2 separate regions of the Homo sapiens genome follow, and region 2 is linked to region 1. Evidence: chromatin contacts called from ENCODE Hi-C or POLR2A ChIA-PET data. All regions are on one chromosome and are shown on one strand. Each heading gives the region's core, a stretch centred on a gene start or an enhancer-like site at or near the end of the contact. The rest is flanking DNA. Distances are from core to core; before and after follow the strand shown.

The links. Hi-C counts contacts between places; a loop is a spot of excess contacts on that map. ChIA-PET counts read pairs that join two places held with the same protein, here RNA polymerase II (POLR2A). Pooled maps may share reads with other maps.
Region 2: a map of B cell shows a loop between it and region 1 (20-fold over the local background). The contact joins the promoter of MTO1 here to the promoter of SMAP1 in region 1. A Hi-C loop is called at or near these places in 1 of 168 maps with a recorded cell type or tissue (B cell) and 8 of 50 pooled maps. POLR2A ChIA-PET finds 5 or more read pairs at or near these places in 1 of 52 experiments (CD8-positive, alpha-beta memory T cell).

Annotation. Positions count from the first base shown.
Region 1 is chr6:70,665,571-70,671,969 of GRCh38, forward strand. It overlaps SMAP1 (small ArfGAP 1), which reads left to right and starts at 2,313. Exons shown (of 11, transcript NM_001044305.3): 1 at 2,313-2,571. The coding sequence starts at 2,454. RefSeq lists silencers at 2,095-2,494, 2,645-2,874, 2,995-3,054.
Region 2 is chr6:73,457,970-73,464,368 of GRCh38, forward strand. It overlaps MTO1 (mitochondrial tRNA translation optimization 1), which reads left to right and starts at 3,768. Exons shown (of 12, transcript NM_012123.4): 1 at 3,768-4,102. The coding sequence starts at 3,886. It also overlaps the pseudogene RNU6-975P. RefSeq lists a silencer at 3,269-3,328 and enhancers at 3,761-4,606, 3,779-4,108, 4,179-4,238, 4,259-4,308.

The DNA of each region.
Region 1 (6,399 bases), core at 1,063-3,562:
AAATGAGCTGTGTTATACAGCATTTTGAAGAGAATATGAAAACAAGAATGGAAAGAAAATATGCCATGTTTTATATTACATCTCAAAAATATTTTGGATACATTGAGTTAAATCAAATGTATTAGTAAAATGTATTTTATGTTTCTTTTTCTGTTTTTAAATGTGGCTACTGCATTATTTAAAGTTATACGTGTGGCACGCAAGTATTTGTACTGGACATTGCTGTGACCCTTCAATCCATCCTGAAGGTTGTTTTTTGGTGGTAAACCTGTATTCTGTTTTTCTGAGTCCTCACAGTGCTGAACAGAATTTTTGTAGGGAGGAGAGGTACTCAAAAAATGGTGTTTGTTTACTGGTTACTGCAGGACTAACTTTCCCAAAAGATCCTTTTTATTATGCTATTATCCTACTTGAAGAATCTACAGGTTTTCTTTTTCTTTTTTTGGGGGGGGGGTGGGTGGGGAAGGAGTTTTGCTCTTGTTGCCCAGGCTGGAGTGCAATGGCCTGATCTCCGCTCACTGCAACCTCTGCCTCCCGGGTTCAAGCGATTCTCCTGCCTCAGTCTCCTGAGTAGCTGGGATTAAACAGGCATGCGCCACTACACCCGGCTAATTTTGTATTATCAGTAGAGACAGGGTTTCTCCATGTTGGTCAGGATGGTCTCGAACTCCCCACCTCAGGTGATCCGCCTGCCTCGGCCTCCCAAAGTGCTGGGATTACAGGCGTGAGCCACTGTGCCTGGCAAAAATCTACAGGTTTTCTACTGTCAATTTGCATCAAGGCCAGACTACTTTGTCTGGCTTCCCAAGTCTTCCATAACCCTATCATAGTTTACTTATGCAGCCTTATCTCAAAAGTAGTACCTTTTGTTCCAGTCTGTTTTCCAAGGTACTTCAGGTCTTCATGCTTTTGTGCAAGCTGCTCTTTCTTAATATCTCCCTCCCCAGTCCCCATCTAAATCCAGCGTATCTTCAGGACAAGGCTCGTAAGTTCTACCTCCCACATAATGTTTTTTTCTGTTCATTGGAACTCACCAATATCTCCCTAGTAGTTATTTGTCAGAGCTATGTAGTATAAGCTCTAATTTGTTTAATTACTGAGCATCTTCATTGCCATATCCATTCAATTTAATTCCAGAAACATTTTTGAGCCCCTGTGCCAAGAACAGGGCTAGGTAGCAATGAGGGTCACTTTTATGCAGGGACAGGGGCTAGAAATTGGCCTTACTAAGAAGTGTAAGACCGACTCTTGCTCATTGCCTTTCTTAGCATCTGCTTCATCGCAGGCAAGGACTGTGTTTATTTGGCTTGCATAAGCCCCATATTAGAACTTCCTCATAATATACAACATGCCAAATCATCGAAACTGCGTCACCCGGAGTTCAAACTTCATGAGCCTGGATTAGGGTCTGGGTTCCAATGAAAAGTGTTTTCTTTAGTTCTCTTTCTCTTGCATTAAGGATCACTATTTACACAGCTTCTTGTTAAAGTATCACCGCCTAGTACTTGGGTTCCTGGTCACACTTTCCCCCTTATGGAAGGGCTTACTGCCAGGTCTTTCAGACTCTGGAGCCAGACTGCTTTGGATTTAAATCTCAACTCCTCCACTAGTAGTTCTGTAATCTGGTCAGGTTACTTAACTCCTCTATGCCTCACTTTCCTCCCCTGTGTAATGAGGATAACAATATCATAAGGTTGGGGAAAGGGTTAAATGAGCTAACAGTTCGTTTAACAGAGTAATCACTCAATGAAATGTTATCCCCTAATACATGTCACTACTAGATTATTTCTCGCCCTTAAAATGTAAGAGACCGTTTTTCCTCTTTTCTTCCATCCGTGTCTCCAGCTTCTAAACTGCAGGCGAATAAACCTCGAATGAGTAAATGAACCCACCCAGTCGCTAGTTATTTCTGCATTTCCAATGTTGTGCCAGCAAGAGCAAAGGCAAATGGGCAAGTCAAAGTAGGCTTCTTGTAAAAGGTCTTCCATTACTGGGTTTTACTAGAGGCCCTTGCGGACCATCACATCTCAAAAGGGGGGAAAGCTCGTATGAGGCAGTGCCAGCTACCTTTCGGGAATCACCTTGGGCAGAAGGCCTTTTTGCAAAAAGACTCGGCAGCCCGGGCCCCGTAGGTTCGGCGCATGCGCAGCGCGCTCGGCGCCCGGGTTCCTTCCTCCGCGCCACCCGGAAGCCTCGGCGCGACCCAGTCCCCCTCCCCCTCCCCTCGCCGGCTAGGGTGGTGCGTGCCGGCAGGCCGGTCAAGGAGGCGGGACACGTCGGCGCTACCACCGCCACCGCCGCCGCCGCCCCTCCTCCCGTTCCAGCTGCCGCTGCCGCTTCCTGGGCTGAGTCCGCCCGCGGTCCCGGCGGCGCCAGGTGCGTTCACTCTGCCCGGCTCCAGCCAGCGTCCGCCGCCGCCGTAGCTGCCCCAGGCTCCCCGCCCCGCTGCCGAGATGGCGACGCGCTCCTGTCGGGAGAAGGCTCAGAAGCTGAACGAGCAGCACCAGCTCATCCTATCCAAGCTTCTGAGGGAGGAGGACAACAAGTACTGCGCCGACTGCGAGGCCAAAGGTAGCTTGGACGTCGTCGCTGCCCACGGTCGGGGCCTCTTGCGACCGGTGACCTTCCCGCCGCTGCGGCGCTCGGGGCCCGAGCGGACGCCTCGGCTTCGCTGGCCGGCTCCTGCCCTGACTGGAGGGCGGGTGGCTGAGCGGGCGGGCGCGGGGCTCCTGTCGACCCTCAAGTCCGCCAGAGGCGGCGGCGAGGTCAGGCCCGCAGGCCCTGTCAGTGGCCCCAGCCTCCCCTCCTCCCAGACACGGGTTTGAGCAGGTGCCAGGGTAGCGATGCTCGGACCCTCCACAGGGCTGGGGGTAGGAGCGAGGCTGGGAGCGCGGAACCGGGCACGGGTCTGGGCAGAGCTTAGGGTTAGAGAGTTGCCCTCCTAGCTCTGCTCATAGCTATCTCTGTGGGTGGGGCCGCGCTTAGGTCTGGATCCCCTCCTCTACCCTCCGGTGTGACCACGTCCTCCCACTCCGGGCTCGGATTCTTGGTCTCCTAGATGGAGCCCTACCTGCCTGCCCACCTGACAGCTTTTGTACAAGGCTTTTATCTCTGCTTCCTGAAAAAGAGTATGGTGGTCTTTTTCGGTGGGTTTGAGTTTTACGGAATAAATTAATTGGAGAAAGGTCTTTATTAGTAGTAGTATTGTTTTTTAGTCTGGTTATTAGCCAGAATGAAGAGGAATTTCATTACATGAGTCTCTTGGAGGACGGTGGGTTTGTATTTCTGAAGATTTTAGTAATTAGGTTTTCTCTGACCAGCTAGTTTGGGAGAATATGTGGACACTGATTTGTGTACCTCATAAATGCTGAAGGTTCATTTTAAAGATCTAGAGATGGAAAAAACCTAATTTTAGTTTTTTCGGTTGGAGGGCTTCTGCCTCAGCCTTTGAAACAGATATACTATTTTTAGCTGCTATGTTTTGTGTTTGGAGATCTGATTTATGTTTAATGTCTTGTAAGTAATCTCAAGGGAAATATTTCTTTTTTTTTTAAAGAAATGTCTTGTGTAGTTAAGAAAAGATCGTGTATATTTTTAATTGGTTTATTTCGTTATTGGGTGAGAAATAGGGTAGTTCTCTAAAGCAGGAGACAGTCTCTTTGGGGAATGTCCTTTAAGATTTCTGTGTTATTTGACTTAGACTTTTCCTGAAGCTTTACTGTTCTATCTCAATACTATATAAATGAGTCACATTTCAGTAGGCTGATAATATTTGACTAGACTGAGCCACACAGCATCAGCAGGTTACTTCACTGTCGTAACAGGTACTGAATTACTAGAAGAATCATGCGGGAATACTGTAACTAGATTATTTTTATGAAGCACTTTTCAATATAGTAACTTGATTGAGTCAAGATTATATTTATCCTATGTAACCTTTTCAGGTGATGAGTTTTTACAAAGTCCGTGCCTGGTTCTTGTAATACTTGTTTTCCTAGTAACTTGATTGTGTGTGGTTATTTGGGAGTTCTGCACTGTGTTTAGGCTCAGTTGCTTGCTCATTGACTGCACTAGCAAAACACTGAAAAATGGTCCTTTAAAAGGCCAAGAAGAAGAAAGAAGCTGAAGCTAAATAGTACACATTTTGTCATTTTGAGTAATAACATGGTTAAGTAGAGATGCTGGTAAATATTAAATCTGTTCATTAAAAGTCGAATAGTAACAGTTTCAGAATTAACCTTCCTTCATCTACAGACTTTATTAAAAATAATTTAATTTTTGTTCAAATTTCTGTCTCCAAAAAAGTACTTTATAAAATCAGATTTTCACTAATGCTTTCTAAAATAATACAGATTTTTAAAAGCCATTATTAACCATGTTAACTTTTTTTTTTTTTATTTACTCTTTTGAGGTGGGGAGAAGAGAATCATGTACTTCTTAAATTAGGATCAAAAGTTTTACTTCTTTGGACCTGAAGAATAGGAAGTATTCGTTTTGCTCAGTGTTTGTATTGCCACGGAAATCAGTAGATATATATTGAATGAATGTCTTTTGTATTTTGGTTTTGTCTGGCCTTTTGTTGGTTTACTTGTTTTGAGAAGTGAAGGAAGTGGGAGAGAAGAGAATGGTATCAAGAGTACAAGGGTGCAGCTTGAAGGGCATGAACTCCACAGTATAATTTACAAGGATTATTTTTTTCTTGTTGCTACTAAATCTAGAAGAATATTAAAATGATCTTGTAAATAATTTCATTGTTTTATCTTGATCTTTCAGGCAAAAAATCACAGGTAAGGCCACTTATTGATTTAATTAGACTTGATTTCATGGTTGTAATAATTGAAAAATTCGACATGATAGAGCAATTGATGTAAATATATTTTCACAGTTTTTGAGTATTTGGTAAGGTTGAAGTACATTATGGAGGCTTTTTTAGTAGAATTCTTGGCTTGTTACATGATTTTGGATCTATATGCTAGGATGACATAATAAATATAGTACTTTTAAAAGATATGTTAAAGGTCTTACTCTACAGCTCAGTTACTAAGAAGTTTCATTCTGTGTATGTATTGATGTTTTCTTCACTGTCTAGTAAATTGCATCAAACTTTTCATGTACTGTATTTCAAAGTTATTTCCTAGTTAACTCAATTTTCTTTCTTTCAAAGAAGCTTCTTCCACTGATCTTTGAGAATATGTACCAAAACTAAAGCTTAGGATTTGAGGTGCCTGTATTATCTTGCCTTATCATAGTTGGTAGAGGTATGTCAATTGGGTTTTGACATTTTCTTACTGAATCACCAGCTGTGTTTCCTGGATTGACAGTATTTAGGAAGCAACGAAGGAGAAAAGGATGGCATAGGCGCCAGTTTCCTGCTCTTGATCCTGCTCTTACCAAATCTGTTGAACAACTGGAGAATTTAAGAACAGGCAGATGGAACTACTCCTCCTCTCTCCTAGCTGCATTCATGACTCAGTGGGAGTTTAAAGCAGCTCTTGTTGGTTATTAGTTGGTGGCACTTTAGGGAGCAGTGAGGACTGGGAATGCCTTGCCAGCTTCAAGTTTAGTTTTCAGTATTTAAAGTGTTATCTACAGGTAATTCTAGCTTTGATTTTTGTTTTTTTTTTTCACTTCTCTATTCTTTCACATGCTCTGAATAGGGCATCTTGTGTTGGACATCAGGAGTAGCCTGAACTTGGCTGAGTAGGGCTCCTAGAAAACATCGCTGGGCTTGGCAGGTACCACATTGACATGTCCCATGCTTGTTAATGTATATTTCTGAGATTTTAAAAGTGCATTCAAGACCAGCCTGGCCAACATAGTGAAACCCCGTCTCCACTAAAAATACAAAAACCATTAGCCAGGCATGGTGGCAGGCACCTGTAATCCCTACGTGGGAGGCGGAGGCAAGAGAATTGCTTGAACCTGGGAGGCGGAGAGGCGGAGGTTGCAGTGAGCCGAGATCGCGCCACTGTACTCCAGCCTGGGTGACAGAACAAGACTCCGTCTCAGGGAAAAACAAAAACAAAAACAAAACATATAGATAAAATTCACATTGAGCGGTTTCTTCCCACTATCCCCTCTCCCCAGCCCTTGGCAGACACTATTGCATGTTCTATCTCTGTAGGTTTGGCTGTTCTGGATATTTAATATAATACAACATATGAACTTTTGTTTCTGACTTTGACTTCATATGTTTTCAAAGTTCATTCATTTTGTAGCATGTGTCGGTACCTCACTCCTTTTATGGCTGAATAATATTCCATTGTATGGATAGACCACAATTTATCCGTCTATTGATGAACATTTGGTCTGTTTCCATCTTTTGCTAGGTTTGATTTTGAGCATGTTTAAATTGGTATGAAAGTGAGTCTCTTGCCCATTCAATTTTGGGTAGTCAGA
Region 2 (6,399 bases), core at 2,518-5,017, 2.8 Mb after region 1:
GTAGCTGGGATTACAGGCACACGCCACCACCCTGGCTAATTTTTGTATTTTTAGTAGAGATGAGGTTTCACCATGCTGTCCAGGCTGGTCTTGAACTCCTGGCTTCAAGTGATATGCCCACACTGGCTTCCCAAAATGCTGGGATTACATCTTACTCTGTATGCCTCATGTTTATCTCTAGTCAGCCTTGGGTATGAGAACATCTGGTAGAGCCTACCTCAGTCATAAGCCCAGAAAGTGATCTCCCTGTGACTTTGGAGCCTTGACCTATCTATAACCTGTCCACAGCCTTCTAGACAGAGAAACTAAAATTCCCACCTTGCCTGCATACAGCTGCCTGGGCCAGAGAATCATACCCCAGAAGCTGATCCTTTTGCAAGCCCCTCTGTGAAGCCCACCTGTGGCCCAGGAGGTCTACACAGAGCTGCTTCTTCCTCTGTAAACCCCCCACTTTGCACTGCACATGCTTTCTAAAGGCTTTCTGTACTTGAGATATGAACGCCTTCCCACTTTAATTTTTGGATACTTTCCCTCATCCCTAAGGTATCATCTAGAGTTTCCTTATGTCTTATTGTTATTTTTTTTGGATAGAAAAGTGTTCATGATTATTAAGTAAAGAATAGATTACAAAACAATGCACACACTATGATCTAATTTTTATTAAAAAATATTTAACCGAAGTTGCAGAAAGCGAAAAAAAAAATTTAAAGAAAAAAATATCAAAAATAGGCTGGGAGCAGGGCTCACACCTGTAATCCCAGCACTTTGGGAGGCTTTAGGCCAGGAGTTCAAGACCAACCTGGGCAACATAGTGAGACACTCCCTCCCTCAACCCCATGTCTACAAACAAACAAACAAAAAACAACAACAAAGAAACCAAATTAGCCAGGCCTAGTGTCCACCCACATCTGTGGTCCCAGCTATTTGGGAGATGGAGGTGGGAGGATCACTTGAGCCCAGGAGGCGGAGGTTGCAGTGAGCCATGATAGCGCCACTGCACTCCAGCCTGGGCAACAGAAGGAGATCCTATTAAAAAAAAATAAAGAAAAGAAATAATGTTTACTGTTTTTTGTTTTAAGGGTTTTTGTTTTGTTTTTTTGAGACAGGGTCTCAGTCACCCAGGCTTGAGTGCAATGGCACCATCTGGGCTCACTGCAACCTGTGCCTCCTGGGTTCAAGCAATTCTCCTGCCTCAGCCTCCTGAGTAGCTGGGACTGCAGGCACGCAGCACCATGCCAGGTTAATTTTTCTATTTTTAGTAGAGATAGAGTTTCGCCATATTGGCCAGGCTGGTCTCAAACTCCTGGTGGACTCAAGTGATCCGCCACCTTGGCCTCCCAAAGTGTTGGGATTACAGGTGTGAGCCACCACTCCCGGCCTATGTATTTAATACTTTTTATAATTAGAACAATAAAACTGCCACACTGTAGGGAGACCCCTGAAACTATTGCTACGGAATAAAAGATGAAATGCTCCTGATTATTGTAAATACAAAGTTGCATGCAGGATTGTGTAAAGAGAATGCCAGGTTGGACTGCCAGAATGAGCCAACAGCGGGTGATGTGCTTCCCCCTGCAGAGAGCCTATGAACGGACGTGCATCACCAAGATTCCTATCCCAGAAAAGCAGATGTTCATAGCTCTGGGAATGGAATGCAACCCTTGTGGAAAGCCTCTAAACGGACGCATGAGGGGCGCCTGTCCCTGTGGGTAAGATAGGGCTATAAATGCCCTCATCTTGCCACGGCTCTTCTAGGCCTTTTTAGGGTTAAGGCATACTCCCTTCTGAGAATTTCTGGTCTAACTGATTGTCTAGCTTCACATCCTGTTTCTATGGATTGTTTGTAACCAGCTTTTGCTGCAACTGTTACTGCTGATTAATATCTTGCTAATCATAGGTTATGGAAAGACTGTTTCTGTTTTAAGGCTCTGTTAGAAATTACTGATGCACACAATATATTGTAAATTCTTATCTCTGTATACTGTACTTCTGCATACAGATGTTATGTTAAAGAATTACTTCATCCCCATGTGACCATCTCACCTCATAATCAAATGACCCTAAATCCCTCACTAACCTACCCCTGCCCTCACTAAACTTAATAATAAATGCTGGTATATCCAGTGTATTAGCAGCATTGCAGGACCAGAAGGCAGTGACCCCCCTGGACCCAGCTTTCAATATCTTCTGTGTGTCTATTATTTCTCGACCTGCCAATCCGCCTGGGAACAAAGAAAGAGCCCCATTGCATTGTGGGCTGCTGGCCAGATCCTGCAATACCACACTTGTTTTATTCTCCAGTCAAACGTTGCCTTTCTGAGAAAGGCTGTGAATTGAGAAAGGCTGTGAATTCCAAAAGGCTGGACATTTAACCTCCAACCAACCGATTCTTCTAATTAACCAATTAGCCATCATGAATCTCTCTCTCTCTTTTTTTTTTTTTTGAGACAGAGTCTCACTCTTGTCGCCAGGCTGGAGTGCAGTGGCACGATCTCGGCTCACTGCAACCTCTGCCTACGGGTTCAAGCAATTCTCCTGCCTCAGCCGCCCAAGTAGCTGGGACTACAGGTGCATGCCACCACACCTGGCTAATTTTTTTTTTTGTATTTTAGTACAGACGGGGTTTCACCATGTTGCCCAGATTGGTCTCGAACTCCTGAGCTCAGGCAATCTGCCCCCTTCGGCCTTCCAAAGTGCTAGGATTACAGGCGTGATCCACCATGCCCAGGCACCATCATGAATCTTTCAGTCCACAAATATATTTGAACTCCTTTCGAATCTATTCTTTTTCTTTTCTTTTTCTTTTTTTTTTTTTGAGACGGAGTCTTGCTCTGTCGCCCAGGCTGGAGTGCAGTGGCACAATCTTGGTTCACTGCAACCTCGGCCTCCCAGGTTCAAGCGATTCTCCTGCCTCAGTCTCCTGAGTAGCTGGGATTACAGGTGCATGCCACCACTCCCGGCTAATTTTTTTTTTTTTTTTTTTTTTTTTTTTTTTTAGTAGCGATGGGGTTTCACCATGTTGACCAGGATGGTCTCCATCTCCTGACCTTGTGATCCACCTGCTTCGGCCTCCCAGAGTGCTGGGAATACAGGCGTGAGCCACCGCGCCCGGCCCGAATCTATTCTTATTTTCAGCCCTTAGTTTTTATAGACAAACAGAAGGTGACGGTGTATCAGATTGTCAGATCACAAAGATCTGATAAGGCAAAGTGATCAAATTCATTGATCGTAGGTGGCCACCTGGCGATAAGGACTGCAGGGCCTAAGAAAGTACAAAAGATGACCTTTAGTAGGAGCTCCCAACCCAGAACCACAGGAAATCAAAAAAAGCCCGCACGGGCGGATCACGAGGTCAGGAAATCGAGAACATCCTGGCTAATACGGTGAAACCCAGTCTCTACTAAAAATACAAAAAATTAGCCGGGCGTAGTGGCGGGCGCCTGTAGCCCCAGCTACTCGGAGGCTAAGGCAGGAGAATGGCGCGAACCCGGGAGGGGGAGCTTGCAGTGAGCCGAAATCGCGCCACTGCATTCCAGCCTGGGCAACAGAGCGAGACTCTGTCTCAAAATAAATAAATAAATAAATAAATAAATAAATAAATAAATAAATAAATAAATAAATAAATAAAAATAAAAAATAATAATAATAAAAAAAGCCCGCACGAACTAGGAAAGAAAATACACAACCGGCCCTCCGTGCGATCACCCATCTCCCTCACCAGGAAAGTAGCTCCAAACCGCCAATCAGCGGCGACGCTGGACGTAGACGTCCTACCCCGTGATATTAAAGCAAGATGGCCGCGCCCTGCAGATTGTCTCTTGTTGCGTAAGTTTTTTTGACCGTCACTCGTGTCAGCTTCAAAGTCAGATAGATTTTTCTCCCAGCATGTTCTACTTCCGAGGCTGTGGCCGTTGGGTCGCGGTTTCCTTCACCAAGCAGCAATTTCCGTTGGCACGGTTGAGCAGTGACAGCGCGGCGCCCCGGACTCCGCACTTCGACGTGATAGTCATTGGTGGAGGACATGCCGGGACTGAGGCAGCCACCGCCGCCGCTCGGTGCGGCTCTCGGACTCTGCTCCTCACTCACCGCGTGGACACGATCGGTGAGGAGCGCGGGTGCTGTGGAACTTGGCGTAGGACGCAGGCTGCTTCCTTCCCGCCTCCCCCGGTCTGAAGCGGGGGACCTCTTCCTTTCCTCAAAGCTAGTGAGAATCCTACCTTCTGTGGTTTTAGCCTCGATCAGTGTCTCGCAAGGATCAGGCGGGCCAGGCCAGAACTCTATATTAGTCTATTCTGCGAACCATAGATTATGCTGCTGCTGACAGTCGTCCGTTGTAGGAGGTTGGGGTTCGGGGTCAGTGCCTTGGGAAAGGGAGCTACCAACTACTCGCTGGTAGCTTCTTAGTTCATTGCTGCGTTTACCTTCTACTATGTTACTCCAGATAAAGGGTGAATTAACATTATTAACAATGGTTTATGGCCAGGTGCAGTGGCTCACTTCTTTAATCCCAGCACTTTGGGATGCCAAGGCAGGTGGATCACCTGAGGTCAGGAGTTTGAGACCAGCTTGGCCAACACGGCGAAACCCCGTCTCTACTAAAAATACAAAAATTAGCCGGGCATGGTGGCGGGCGCCTATAATCCCAGCTACTCGGGAGTCTGAGGCAGGAGAATCGCTTGAACCCGGGGGCAGAGGTTGCAGTGAGCCGAGATTGCGCCACTTCACTCCAGCCTGGGCAAAAGAGCAAAACTCCGTCTCAAAATAATGATAATATTAATAAAATAAAAAAATCCTTTATTAAACGGTTCTTGTGTTTTTATTTAAAAACATTTTTTTAGAGACAGGGTCTCGCCATGTTGCCCAGGCTGGAGTGCAGTGACTACTCATAGGCACGATCGTTGCACATTACAGGCTCCGCTTTCTGGACTCAAGAACTTTTCCTGCCTCTGCCTAACCAGTAGCTGGGATTGCAGGTGCTCAGTACTCTGCCCAGCCTGATCTTTGTGTTTCTGTCAAGATTTTGTGATGCCTTTTGGAAGAACCATGCTACCTTTTTTTTTTTTTTTTCTTTTGAGACAGAGTCTTGCACTGTCACACAGGCTCAAGTGCAGTGGCGCCATCTCGGCTCACTGCAAGCTCCGCCTTCCGGGTTAATGCCATTCTCCTGCCTCAGCCTCCCGAGTAGCTGGGATTACAGGCACCCACCACCACGCCCGGCTAATTTTTTTTTTCTTTGTATTTTTAGTAGAGTCGGGGTTTCACCATGTTAGCCAGGATGGTCTCGATCTCCTGACCTTGTGATCCGCCCGCCTCGGCCTCCCAAAATGCTGGGATTACAGGCATGAGCCACCGTGCCCAGCGCCATGCTACCTTTTGCATCCTATATTCCTTCTGGGTTGTCGTCCCTGGATTTTGTGTTTAGTACTGGACAGTACTTTTTTTGCTCTAATGGGTAATGGTTGGATGGCCGTTCTGTAGCATCATGATAGATACTAGCTAAAACATCAACTTGTAAATTATGTATACTTTTGTCTTTCCTCCTTCCTTTTGCTTAGGAGCGAGCAGTAATTAGAATATTTACTTGTTTTGTAAAAGTTGTGAATAAATCACTTATTTATTCCTGAAATTCTTCTTTAAAATAACCATTCAGCTCATAACTGTGAAGAAATATATACTATTAACTGCGGTTTTGTGGGTGGGGGAGAGGAGGCTATATGATTTCCTAAAAGATTATACTTTTCTCATCATACATTCAGGTGGGTTTTTTCTTTTCTTTTCTTTCATTTTTGAGACAGAGTTTTGCTGTTGTTGACCAGGCTAGAATGCAGTGGCGCGATCTTGGCTCACTGCAACCTCCACCTCCCGGGTTCAAGCGATTTCCTGCCTCAGCCTCCCAAGTGGCTGGGATTAGAGGAGTCTGCCACCACGCCCAGCTAATTTTTTGTATTTTTAGTAGAGATGGGGTTTCATCATGTTGGCCAGGCTGGTCTCCAACTCCTGACTTCAGGTGATCCACCCGTGTCAGCCTCCCAAAGTGCTGGGATTACAGGTGTGAGCCACCACACCTGGCCTGTTGTTTATATTTTTAAAAAATAAAGACCTAGTGCTTGCTTTGGCAACAACATAAACTAAAGTTGGAATGATATAGGGATTAGCATAGCCCCTGCACAAGGATGATGCACAAATTTGTGAAGTGTTCCATATTTTTAAAAAATAATAATAAAATAAAGACCTAGGCCAGGGGTGATTACTCACGCTTGTAATCCCAGCATTTGGGGAGCCCAGGAGTCTTCTATTTCAAAGGAAGAAGGAGGAAAATAATCTACCACAGCTGTCATTCCTGTTTTTACAGTAGAGAGACTAAGGTATGTTAGGTAACTTGCCATGATCACAGAGCTC